Linked DNA regions of Homo sapiens: regions 2 and 3 are each linked to region 1. Evidence: chromatin loops called from intact Hi-C (ENCODE). Cell type or tissue: GM12878. All regions are shown on one strand. Region 1 has its middle 280 kb from the start of LINC00662. Region 2 overlaps LINC02987 (long intergenic non-protein coding RNA 2987). Region 3 has its middle 340 kb from the start of LINC00662.

The links. Hi-C counts contacts between places; a loop is a spot of excess contacts. Peaks named below come from ENCODE experiments on the same cell type or tissue, not always from the same donor. Only the 100,000 strongest peaks of a DNase experiment are listed, where the experiment ranks them.
Region 2: it touches region 1 in a loop (14-fold over the local background); 1 of 110 quality-filtered maps calls a loop at or near these places.
Region 3: a loop joins it to region 1, with 12 times the contacts of the local background. A loop is called at or near these places in 1 of 110 quality-filtered maps.

Annotation. Positions count from the first base shown.
Region 1 is chr19:28,073,441-28,077,440 of GRCh38, forward strand. No RefSeq gene overlaps it. Among named protein-coding and RNA genes, the nearest start is that of LINC00662, 280 kb to the left of the region's middle. RefSeq lists enhancers at 2,085-2,144, 2,235-2,344. In GM12878, no CTCF peak of the experiment used is centred here; a DNase peak (open chromatin) is centred at 1,511; H3K27ac peaks cover 1,918 bases.
Region 2 is chr19:27,971,809-27,975,808 of GRCh38, forward strand. All of the region lies in intron 3 of LINC02987 (long intergenic non-protein coding RNA 2987), which reads left to right. Among named protein-coding and RNA genes, the nearest start is that of LINC00662, 180 kb to the left of the region's middle. In GM12878, a CTCF peak has its summit at 2,349 (motif pointing right); a DNase peak (open chromatin) is centred at 2,593; H3K27ac peaks cover 340 bases.
Region 3 is chr19:28,127,827-28,131,826 of GRCh38, forward strand. No RefSeq gene overlaps it. Among named protein-coding and RNA genes, the nearest start is that of LINC00662, 340 kb to the left of the region's middle. RefSeq lists an enhancer at 2,710-3,255. In GM12878, no CTCF peak of the experiment used is centred here; a DNase peak (open chromatin) is centred at 2,255.

The DNA.
Region 1 (4,000 bases):
GGCCTTCAGCTTTACACCATTGATTATGTTAGCTGTGAGTTTATCACCTACGGCCTTTGTTGTGTGGGGGATATGTTCCTCCTATACCTATTTTATTGAGAGTTTTTTTTAATCAATAATAGAAGTTGAACTTTGTCAAATGGTTTTTCTCCATCTGTTGAGATGATCACATGTACTTTTTCCTTGTTTGTGTATTCACCACATTAATTGATTCACATCAGCTGAACTACTCCCATATCCCAGAGATATATTTCACTTTGTCATGCTGTATGATCCTTGTAATGTGCTTTTGAATTCAGTCTGGTCATGTCTCATTGAGGATATGTGCATCTATGTTCATCAGGGATACTGGCTTGTGGCTTTATTTTCTTGCTCTTTTTCTGGCTTTGGTATCAGTGTGATGCCAGCTGCATCAAATGCATTTGGAAGTGTCCCCTCTACTTACATGTGCTGGAAGCATTTGATAAGGATTGTTATTATTCTTCTTTGAATGTTTGGTAGAATCCACTCACGAAGCCACCTGGTTCTGGGCTTTTCTTTTTTGGGAGGTTTTTGTTTGTTTTTTTAAAATATTATTCATTTTTCCATCTTTATTGAGGTATCATTAACAAATAAAAATGTATATGTTTACAGTATACAAAGTTATATTTTGATACTCATATTCATCATGAAATGATTTCCCCCAATCAAACTGAGTAACATGTTCTTCACCTCACATACTTATCATTCTTTTTGGGATATGGTAAAAACGTTTATGATTTACTCTCTCAGCAAATTTTACACATTCAATACAGTAATATTAACTAGTCACCATGCTGCACCTTTGATCTCCAGAACCTATTCATCTTGCATAACTGAAACTTGGAACCCTTTTACCAATATCTCCCTATTTTCCTCACCTCTCAGTCCTCGGAAACCATCATTCTACTCTTGGTTTCTGTAAGTTCAACTTCTTTAGATTCCACATATCCTGCGATTATGCAGAATTTATCTTCTGTGTCTGGCTTGTTTTGTTTAGCATGCCCTCCAGGTTCATTCATGTTGTGGCAAATGATAGAGCTTTCTTCTTTTTAAGCCTGAGTAATATCCTATTGAGTATATACAGTGCATTTTCTTTATCTATTCATCCATTGATGGATGGACACTTAGTGAGGGTGGCATGTGGATAGGAGGCGTTCTGCATTTCTCCAGTTAGATCTCAGTCTTTATTGAGCCTGTGTCTCTGAACTTCACATGGGTTTCTCAGGCTTCTCCCACGAGGTCGCAAAGGATAGCTAAGGTGGACTGGAGCTGGACATTTCCCTCCCCCAACACAGAGGGCTGGAGCTAGCTGAGATCCAGTCTCACTTTCCCTACCTAGGTCAGTGAGGTTCTGATAAAATCTTAGAAAACTTAGGTTCTGGTTAAGTAGTTTTGCCTGAGGACAGACTTTGTTAAGCACAGAGCATTCTGGTAGCATGAGTATTTCCCCCCAGTATTTACTGTGAGAACCTGGTTGAGCTACTGGAGGTCAAAACCACAAAACGATCTCGCTTCCCCATGACTGAGTGCCCCTGGTGTTTTTAGTTCTCAGGCCAGTCCACAGCCAGCCTCTAGCAGCTTCATTGCAGCTGAAGCTCTCCTGCCCTAGCCTGGCTCCCACAGAGCTTTCTGCACTTGTGTGTCTTGACTCCCTGCATTCATTTTCCTGTCTCTGTAATTTTGAAAGCAGCAGTTGCCCCATGAATTTAATTATTTTGTGAATCTATGATGAATAGTTGATTGTTCAGCTTTGTTCTTTTTGTTAACATGGTGTATCAGTCCATTTTCATACTGCTATGAATAAATAGTAGTGTGGGTAATTTATGGGTAATTTATTACTGGGTAATTTATGAAGAAAAAGAGGTTTAATGGACTCACAGTTCATATGACTGGGGAGGCCTCCCAGTCACAGTGGAAAGCCAAGGAGGAGCAAAGTCATGTCTTAGGTGGTGGCAGGCAAGAGCCTGTGCAGGGGAACTCTCCCTATTTGCCGATGACATGATCATATAGGTAGAAAAGTGATAGTGAGACTTATTCACTATCACAAGAACAGCACAGGAAAAACTTGCCCCCATGATTCAATTACCTCCCACCAGGTCCCTCCCAAGACATGTGAGGGTTATGGGAGCTACAATTCAAGATGATATTTGGGTGGGGACACAGACAAACCAGATCACATGGAATGGTGACTTCCAAACTCCTTATAGGCAGAACCCCAGACTGCAGGGGTGATGGCAGGAGGCAGTGCATGGTTAGGAAGCTGCACAGTCATCCTGTTCAGAGGAGATCAGGCTCTGGCCAGGTAGAATAGGTGGAGGGACAGAAGCAGTCAGGTGTGGACATGCTGTGAAGCTACAGAGAGGGGCTCTGCCGATGGAGTGGAGATGAGGTAGAGAGAAGACAGAAGTCAAGAAAAACAAAACAGTGGGAACCTGAACACCTGTGGGGATGGAGCTGCTCTCATGGAAGAGGAGGATGAGGGAGGTTGGGCTCAGGGGAGGGGTCTAGAGCTTGGGCTTGGTGTGTTAGATGTCAACATAGAGATGTTGTGGCAGTGGCTGTGTAGCTATGAATCTAGACTAAATGAAAGAGTGTGGAATGGATAAATACAGAGGTCATATCAGTATGGGTGGCATGTAAAGCCAAGGGGCTAGGTGAGACCAGCAAGGGGATGAGTTTCTGAAGAACAAAAGTGACGCAAGAACTCATTCATGAGTCAAAGCTAATGGTAACAGGTTTGAGAGAAAAATAGAATCCAACAACAGAGAAACAGAAAGGATGGCCAGTGAGATTGGAAAGAAAATAGCCCACTGAACTGGAAGCTAAGTAGTGGAGGCATTTCAGGGAGAGAGGGATGGACTGTGTCAAATGCGGCCAGTAGAGAAAAGTCAGAGGGACCTATTTGGGTGATGGGAGTGTTCTAAAATGGAATTGTGGTGCTTGTTTAATTCTGCAGATTTTGTTTTAAATTAATTGAGTTGGGTGAATTTTAGGACATGCAAATAATAGCTCAATAAAGTTGTTTCATAAAATATTAGCATATATCAACCCAGATGTTCTACTCCCAGAGAAAATAAAAGCTCATATTGATCAAAAGGACATATGCATATATCTATAATATATTCATAATACCCCACATTTGAAAATAAACAAAATGTCCATGAAATATTTTGTGTAATATTTGTCTCAGTAATATAAAATGTCATATTACCGAAACAAACAGAGTGAACTGCTTATCTACACAAGAACAGATAAGTTTCAAAAACACTTTGAGCAAAGCAGGCAGAGATCAGAAAGCACATTGTAATTGATTCCATGACCTTGATGCTGAGGCTCAACTGGGATGTGTTCAGAGCAACCTTCTCCAAGGCTGCGTGAGTCAGGGCGAGTGGACACTGATTGGAAAGGAACTGGGGGGGATTTCTGTGTTGATACACAGGACTCATACCTTGATAGGGTTGCAGGACGCAGTGGGGGTATAACATTTTAAAGGCTTATTCAAGCTATACACTTAAGATTGGCACCTTTCACTATATTTTAATTGTCTGTTGATACACATACAATAAGAAACAGGTAAAGAAGACTGATTACTAGACAGTAAGGAGACAAGCATGTTTATTTACTAATCCTCCTTGATGGTGACCATGAAACTGACTAGTATAGGCTGCCTGTTCCTGGTTGATTCCAGGTGGAATGCTGAGGTGTTCCCCAGGGTTTGTTGTGGTGCAGAATCCATGGTTGCAGGGATGGAGGGGCCGGGATCTTCTGTGAAACTTCGTTTGGGGCTGATATTTACGAAATGTGTGAGGTGATATATAAGATGCTGCCCAATGGCTTCAGTCCACAACTCACTTTCCAAAGCCATCAGGGGAGACACTGGTCTCATCAGCTTCTTGGTAGGTCTTTTATTTTTGTTCAGACTTGTTGAATCTGTTAGAAGCTGACTTTATGTAAGACATGAAAAGTGACTCACAAAACA
Region 2 (4,000 bases), 100 kb before region 1:
CAGTGTCTAGTCATCATTTGGATATATGGGACTAGAGCATGAATTTGTGGTAGAGATGCAGAGTGAAGAGTAATAGCAGCTGTTCAAATGCAGAGTAAGTGTGTAGAATAAAATTGGACAAGCCAGGCATGGTGGGTTCATACTTTTAGTCCCAGCTACTTGGGAGGCTGAGCTGGGGGGGATTACTTGAGCCCAGTAGTTTGAGTCCAGCCTAGGCCACATGGTGAGAACCCATATCTTGAGAAAAGAAAACATAAAGCCAGGTGTGGTGGTTCGCCCTTATAATCCCAGCACTGTGGGAGGCCACGACAAGAGGATTGCTTGAGCTTAGGAGTTCTAGAATAGACTTGGCAATAAGGTGAGGCCCCATCTCTACAAAAAAAGAAAGAAATTAGCCAGCCATTATGGCACATGCCTGTGGCCCCAGGTACATGGTAGACTGAGGCAGGGAGATTACTTGAGCCAGGAGGTGGAGACTGCAGTGAATCATGATCATGCCACTGCACTGCAGCTCGGGCAACAAAGTTAGACCCTGTCTTAAAAAAGGTAAAGAAAATTGAGAGACGATAGGTCTGTAAGGACTTATAGTGAGTAAAGGACAGGCCCCCAGAGGAGTAGCTGCTAGAATGGGAGGAGGAAAAGCAGGAAAGGATAATAAAAGAGTTAAAAGATGCTGTGGTCACAGTGCTGAATGCTGCCGAGAAGTGACTCATTCCATAAACACTCACTGGATACTGACTCTGTGTCACTCTTCTAAGTGCTGGGGTAGAAGGGAGGACAGGTTGAATACAGTTCTTGCCTTTATGAGCTTATGTTCTAGTGAGACACAAGTAGTTTTTCAGGTAGTGTCAAATAGCAGGAAGAGGAAGCTGGATAAAGGGATTCAGAGTGTCGGGGTGCTCAGTACTTTAGATAGAATGATAAGGAAGAGTCTCTCTAGAGAGCCAACATTTGAACAGTGACCTGCCCAAAGCAACGAAGGGAAGGAGTGCTGGCATTACAGGCAGCAGAGACAGGAATGTGTTTCACATGTGTTCACAGAACAAACAGCAAGGTGACCAGTGTGGTCAGAGTGAGGAATAAGGGAAGCAGTGGAGATAAGGCCACACAGGCAGGGCCACAGCTCACAGGGCCTTTTGGCTTCAGGCCATAGGAAGATGTTAAGGTTTTATTCCAGTTTGATAGGGGACTCATGTAGATCTTGAGCAGGGAAGTGAGTGCTGTTAATAAAGAGGTTATGGTGACTGCTTTGGGGAAAGTAGGCCATGGTTGGGAGGCAGATTGGAGGCAGAGAAGAGGGCTAAAAAGCAATTAGAGTGATACAGGTGAGCAATGAGAGATTGTGGCTCATAATCAACCCAGGCAGACTACCAGTGAAGGCAGACATAACAGGCATTGGAGACATTGCAGAAGGGTAACTCAAATGCAGGTATTTGGCCCCAGCAGCTAGGCAGATGGCAATGTCCTGTACAAGATTAGAAAAGGCTTGGGGGGTTGACTGTTGGGCTGGAGACTTCCAGTTTGTAAGTGTGAAGGCACCAGAAACCTAGGCAAGAGAAGTGTTGGAAGAGTAATGTCAGTGGGGCAGGCAGTGTACATTAAGGAGAGATGGAAGATGAGGAGCTGGCATGAGGGCATGGTGCTGTGAGCACCAATGAGATGACACAGCTGGAGGAGTAGTGGGGAGTGAGATGGGAACAAAGGAAACACAGTTAGATTGGGGAAAATCGCTAGTAGAGAGGCACAAAATCTTCAAAAAGAGGTGATTGTAGGAACAGTGTTCTGCAAAAGTGGAATGGGATCAACTGCACTGAGAAAAGTTGGCATCAGTGGGGAAAACATTTCTACATCTGAGCTGATGATCATAACCTTCAGACAAGAAATAAACTCGTATAAAATAAACTTTTTCCCTTTGTTTTGACATAAAGAGTTCAGGTAGCTCGCAGACATACTCTTCTGCAGAGCACCCTCTGAGGTAACACCTCCTCACAGCTCACCTTTAATCTTTACTCAGCTGTTCACTTTGCCCAATTCTTTGTAAAGCAGATGTTTGATAAATGTAAACTATCAAACATGTGCTAATTCATGAGATTGTCTCACAAACTACTCGGCAGGCTTAGAGGAATCCCAGGGATGCAGAAACTGGCAGCTGTTTCCACCTTTAAACCAACAGAATTGACTAAGTTGCAGGATGTAAGAGAGAATAAATTTTCATGAAGTGATCATGAAGATGGGAAAATAGGGGCTGAGAGGAGGGCCATTCTTTTATACACATGTGTTTTTTATCAAGCAACTGAATACTGAGAATGTTTTACAACCCCTGAGACCTGCACCTGCCATGCTGCTCTGCACAGCGGCCACTGGGAGGCTCTCTTGACCAGCAGTTTTTTAAGCTAGCACCACAAAAGGGTTAGTGTTTGTGAAAAGGAGATTAACATTTGCTCACTATCACATGGGTTTTATATATTCAAGCTTGACATGCCTGTAGAATTTCTATCTACCTCCCAGCTAAGTATGAGACATTACATTTGGTAGGCACTTGAGTATTTCCTGAACAACTTCAATCCACACTGGTCCTTAGTGTGTGCTGCCTTTTATGAGTGTGAAGATGATGACACTGCCTCTCTTCATGGTGGCCTTGGCTGACATATGCAGGCATTCTTGTCACCGAAATTGGGCTGGAAATTCCCATAGGCAGAGTAGGCAGCAGAAGTATCTGACCTATGATTGTAATGTGGTCTCTTGCTTTGCCTGACCAAGCAAAGTATGTAGAGCATAAGAATAAAAGACACTTTCTGGTCAAAACCAGAAGAAATCTGTCATTCAAAAGAGTTCTTATCAGAGCACTTAAAGTGAACTAAATCAAAGGCCAGTGCTCTATTTTGCATATTTACATAGAAAGACTCTTAAGTTATGTGGAGATAGACCTTTGCCCGACCAACTGGAAGAGATTGTCATGGGAGCCATTCTTCTCACCTCCAAAGTTTGGAAAGATGTGACTATATGGAATAGGGAATACTGCAGGCTCTTTGTGAACACTAGCATTAAAGACATGTGAGTTTCTAAGGTTTTTGTGAACTTTCTAACCATTTTCATTACCTTATTTGCTCCCATAAATGTAACACTTTAAGACATATTTTTAAAGGCTACAGTGTGCAGATAAGGAAAACACATAAAACCACATACTTCTTTATATCCAGCTTTAGTATAAAAGTTCATATCTTTTCACTGTTAATGGGTAGGTCTTGGTGAGTTACTGTTGTAATAATCTGCTCTGCTCATACATGGAAAAGTATTTTTCTGGTGGTTTTTGGCAAATACTTCACAAGTGCACTACCAGAACACCATAGCACAGTAAATATCTTTATGGCTTTTTAGAAGCTGTCTGTAAGTTCCAGTCTCTTTTTAAGGGACACATGTCTGGCTGTTGAAATAATTGGCCACTCTTAAGGTCTAGGGCCTCTGGACTATGGAGAAGTTATAGCCTCAGCCTCAGTCACACATTGTGTATTTGCTTTTGCTGATGTTTTCTCCCTTATATTTAAATGTCTGTTTTTTTATAGAAAACTTGAGATGCAGAATAGCCACAGATCCCTGTGCCCTCCCCATTAGGAGTGTTGCATGTGTTTAGAAATTGGGTTGATGAGTTTGCTGCTCCAGTGTTTCCTTGAGGCAGTATGCAAAAAATTGCCCAGGCATCACACAATGCCCACCACACTCAAGAGGCTCCTGGGGCACTCATACAACCACAGCAGCAATCTGTGGGACTTGAGTTACCAAGGAGAGTGCGAGAAATCTTGCTGAGTCATGGGGTTGCTCATAGACGGTGCCAACATGATACTGAAACATGGGCTTCATGGGGGCTTTCTTCCAGTCTGGCCTTACGACTGTTGTAAAGGGAAGAGCCTTGGAGCTTGTAAGCAGGGTGAGCTAGGGAAGCATTTCCACCAAACACTCTAGTAATGTCCACAGGACAGTGAGAATAGCTATATGGGTGACA
Region 3 (4,000 bases), 54 kb after region 1:
ATGTCTTTTCTTCTCCAATCCATTTACACATAGTAACTGCTGTGATTGTCGAAGAACAGTAACCTAATCTTACACTCTGCTTAAAACGCCTCCCACTTCTGTTAACAGGCTCTTTTCAGCTCTTCACCGTGGCCTTTGAGGTCTTCCTCATGTAACCCTGAGTGTGTCCTGGGTCTGTAACACTTGCATCACCCTCCAGGCTCTAAACCAAGGTGCCCTTTATACATTCTATTCCTCAAATACACATTTGTCTCTCGTTCCTTGTGCTCCTGCTTCTGCCTGTAACTCTTTCTTTTTTTGCCAGTTTCTAGTTATCTCAGATTTCCATCAAATAGGAGAGCCTTCTCTGAACCTCAGGACAAGTCAGGCTGCCCTATTCCCCACACACCCAGCACTCTGAGCTCCACAGCAAATGATACTTCCAGGGTTAAGTAATACAGGTTATGTTTACTTAGTTAACTCCATCTCTCCTCCATCACTGGAAGTCTCATTCTTATGTCTTTCTGGCTTTTATCGCCATGTGCTCAGCAGCCAGAGCAGAATCCAACCAAGAATAGGCAACAGATGTGTGTGAAATAAACTAAAAAAAAAAAAAAAAGACTCCATCCTGTGCAAGCCGGGTCTTCATTGGGAGAGCTTCTCAATTGGAAATCCTTAAGATGTCAATGGTTACCCAACCCCTTGTCAGGTGTGAGCCGGCCTGGTTTCTATGCCAATTGCTGTGGCTCATAAGAGGCTTATTCCAAGATTCTCAAGCTCATCCTCCAGTTAAGCCCTCTTAACATCAGGTTCTTGAAAAAGGAGGAAAGGCCTGCCTACTGAGCGCATGGGTGTAAAGGAAAAGAAAAAAAATGGCATCACTCACACAGCCCTCATTTTCCACCACCACCACCCTGGCCCCAGGATGGAAGACTTTTGCTTGGGGCTTCATTTGCCTTGGGATGGGTGTGGCTTACAGAAGATTCCTTCTGGACTATGGCTTAGATTCTCAGATCACTATAATTTCACCTCTCATGAAGAGGCAGAGAAAAAATCTCAGTTGAGTCTGTTTTGGAATGTCTTTCTAAGTGGAAAAGAATTTAAGCTTCATGAATGAGGGGCCGTTAGCCTTAACCACCATCACTTATGAAAGTGCCTTTACTGTGTTCAGTACTCACACCTTTAGCAAACTTCCCTGCCCATATGCACATGGATATAGCATGGATGTGTCCCCTCTAAATTTCATGTCAAATTGTAATCCCCATTGTTGGAGGTGGGGTCTGGTGGGAAGTGGTTGGATCATGGAGGTGGTTTCATCATGAATGGTTTAGCACCATTCCCTTGGTGCTGTTCTCTTGATAGTGAGTGAGTTCTTGTGAGATCTGATTGTTTAAAAGTGTGTGGCACCTTCCCTCTCTCTTTCTCCTGCTGCTGCCAGCTGAGAAGCCTGCTGCCCTTTCACCTTCCATCATAATTGGAAGATTCCTGAGGCCTCCTCAGCAGCAGATGCCTGTGTTATGCTTCCTGTACAGCCTGTAGAACTGTGAGCCAATTAAACTTCTTTTCTTTATAAATTATCCCGTCTCAGATATTTCTTTATAGCAAGGCAAGAATGGCCTAATACACACACTGCTGTCTATAAGAGCTGAGACAATTTATTTTCATTCCCAAAGTCAAAGGGAAATGGGGCAGTAATCACTCTGACTTGGTTTCTCCTAATGTCCACTAAGGAGGAGGAATCTGACTCTGGTAGCTCTCCATTATATCATTTTTAGGAAGAAGAGTAAGATTAAGAAATCAAAACATTATTCTGGCTGGGTTGCGTTGAATCGAGCCAAGCTGTATTTGATTCATGTTATGAACCAAAAAAATTCTGATGATCTGAATGCAGATTATGTCAATATCACTACTTCTGTCTTTATTGCTAAAGGGGAAGAAGATTTGCAAAGCACAGCCTCAACTCAAACAGTGACATCTGCTTAATCTTTTCCTTCTCAACCCCTGAGTTTAAATCTTCACCAACATAGCTTTGAAAAAAATGTCACTTACAGTGATAAATCCCTTAACATTGACTTTAGAAGAAAGCTTGTATAGCTTTCTCTCTTAAAATAACTTTTAAAAATAACTTTTCTGCAATTAAAGATAAAGATAAGTTCAAAAAGATGTTTATGAAGCGAAAGTAGTGAAAATCATCTACTCTGATCTCATTTTCTGTGACTCAAACCAGAAAGTCTAAATTCAACATGCCAAGTTAATCATTTGTTGTTAGGTCATGGCCTTCAGTAAAAACCTTCAAGCCACCAAGAGAGACTGCAGCTGTCATTCAAGAATGAGCCACCTCAAGAGGGGTCATAAAGGTCCACTTGACCTGTCTCAACCAGAGAACAAGTGGGGCCAGGAAAATCTACTCTGTAAATCTCAGAAGCCTCTAAACACAGATGTGACAGCATCTTCGCAGGCCCTGCAGGTGAATTCTTGGCCTGGCTTTAGAAGGAAGTATGATGTAAATACACTTGCAAAAGACAGCAGTGTGAGTCTGCCTTGAGCAGAAAGAGATCCGGAGGGAGGCACAGGAGGGAGGCTGCTTGATTATGGTGTTTGTGGGTGGGCTGGCCACGGCACTTCCCTGCCTATTCTGCAGTTGCTCTGCTTACGTGTCTTAAAGAGTTTATTTCCACACCATCTAGAGGAAGATTTAGAGGACAAATGAAATCATGATATGGGTGAGATAAGGTTATGAGTGTTGTTCACTAACAAATCTATTCAACTTTACAGGCCTGAGGCTGACAGTTCAGCTGCAAACACTCACTGGGAGTGGATGGCATGTGGGGAAAATAAAGAGAGATCAGATTGTTACTGTGTCTGTGTAGAAAGAAGTAGACATAGGAGACTCCATTTTGTTCTGTACTAAGAAAAATTCTTCTGCCTTGAGATTCTGTTAATCTATGACCTTACCCCCAACCCCGTGCTCTCTGAAACATGTGCTGTGTCCACTCAGGGTTAAATGGATTAAGGGCTGTGCAAGATGTGCTTTGTTAAACAGATGCTTGAAGGCAGCATGCTCCTTAAGAGTCATCACCACTCCCTAATCTCAAGTACCCAGGGACACAAACACTGCAGAAGGCCGCAGGGACCTCTGCCTAGGAAAGCCAGGTATTGTCTGAGGTTTCTCCCCATGTGATAGCCTGAAATATGGCCTCACGGGAAGGGAAAGACCTGACCATCCCCCAGCCCGACACCCGTAAATGGTCTGTGCTGAGGAGGATTAGTATAAGAGGAGGGCATGCCTTTTCCGCAGTTGAGACAAGAGGAAGGCATTTGTCTCCTGCCTGTCCCTGGGCAATGGAATGTCTCCGTATAAAACCCAATTGTATGTTCCATCTACTGAGATAGGGGAAAACCGCCTTAGGGCTGGAGGTGGGACAGGCGGGCAGCAATACTGCTCTGTAAGGCATTGAGATATTTATGTGTATGCATATCTAAAGCACAGCACTTAATTCTTTACCTTGTGTGTGCTGCAGAGACCTTTGTTCACCTGTTTATCTGCTGACCTCCTCTCCACTATTATCCTATGACCCTGACACATCCCCCTCTCCGAGAAACACCCAAGAATGATCAATAAATACTAAGGAAACTCAGAGGCCGGCGGGATCCTCCGTATGCTGAACGCTGGTCCCCTGGGTCCCCTTATTTCTTTCTCTATACTTTGTCTCTGTGTCTTTTTCTTTTCCAAGTCTCTCGTTCCACCTAACAAGAAACACCCACAGGTGTGGAGGGGCAACCCACCCCTTCAATGGCACCCATTGCTTTACCAGCCATTTCCTCAGCGAGTGAGCAAATACACACTTCAGGTGAGACAGTCCTTCTCTCACTGTGTCAGTGCCTGTGTTTTTGGCCAAAGGTAATGGCTTCAACCTAAAGTGGCTCAGATAGGGGGATTTAATTCCTCACATACAGAAACCCGGGATAGTTGATTCCAGGGTGGCTCAACTCTCATCAGTCTGTGGCTCCATCACGTCAT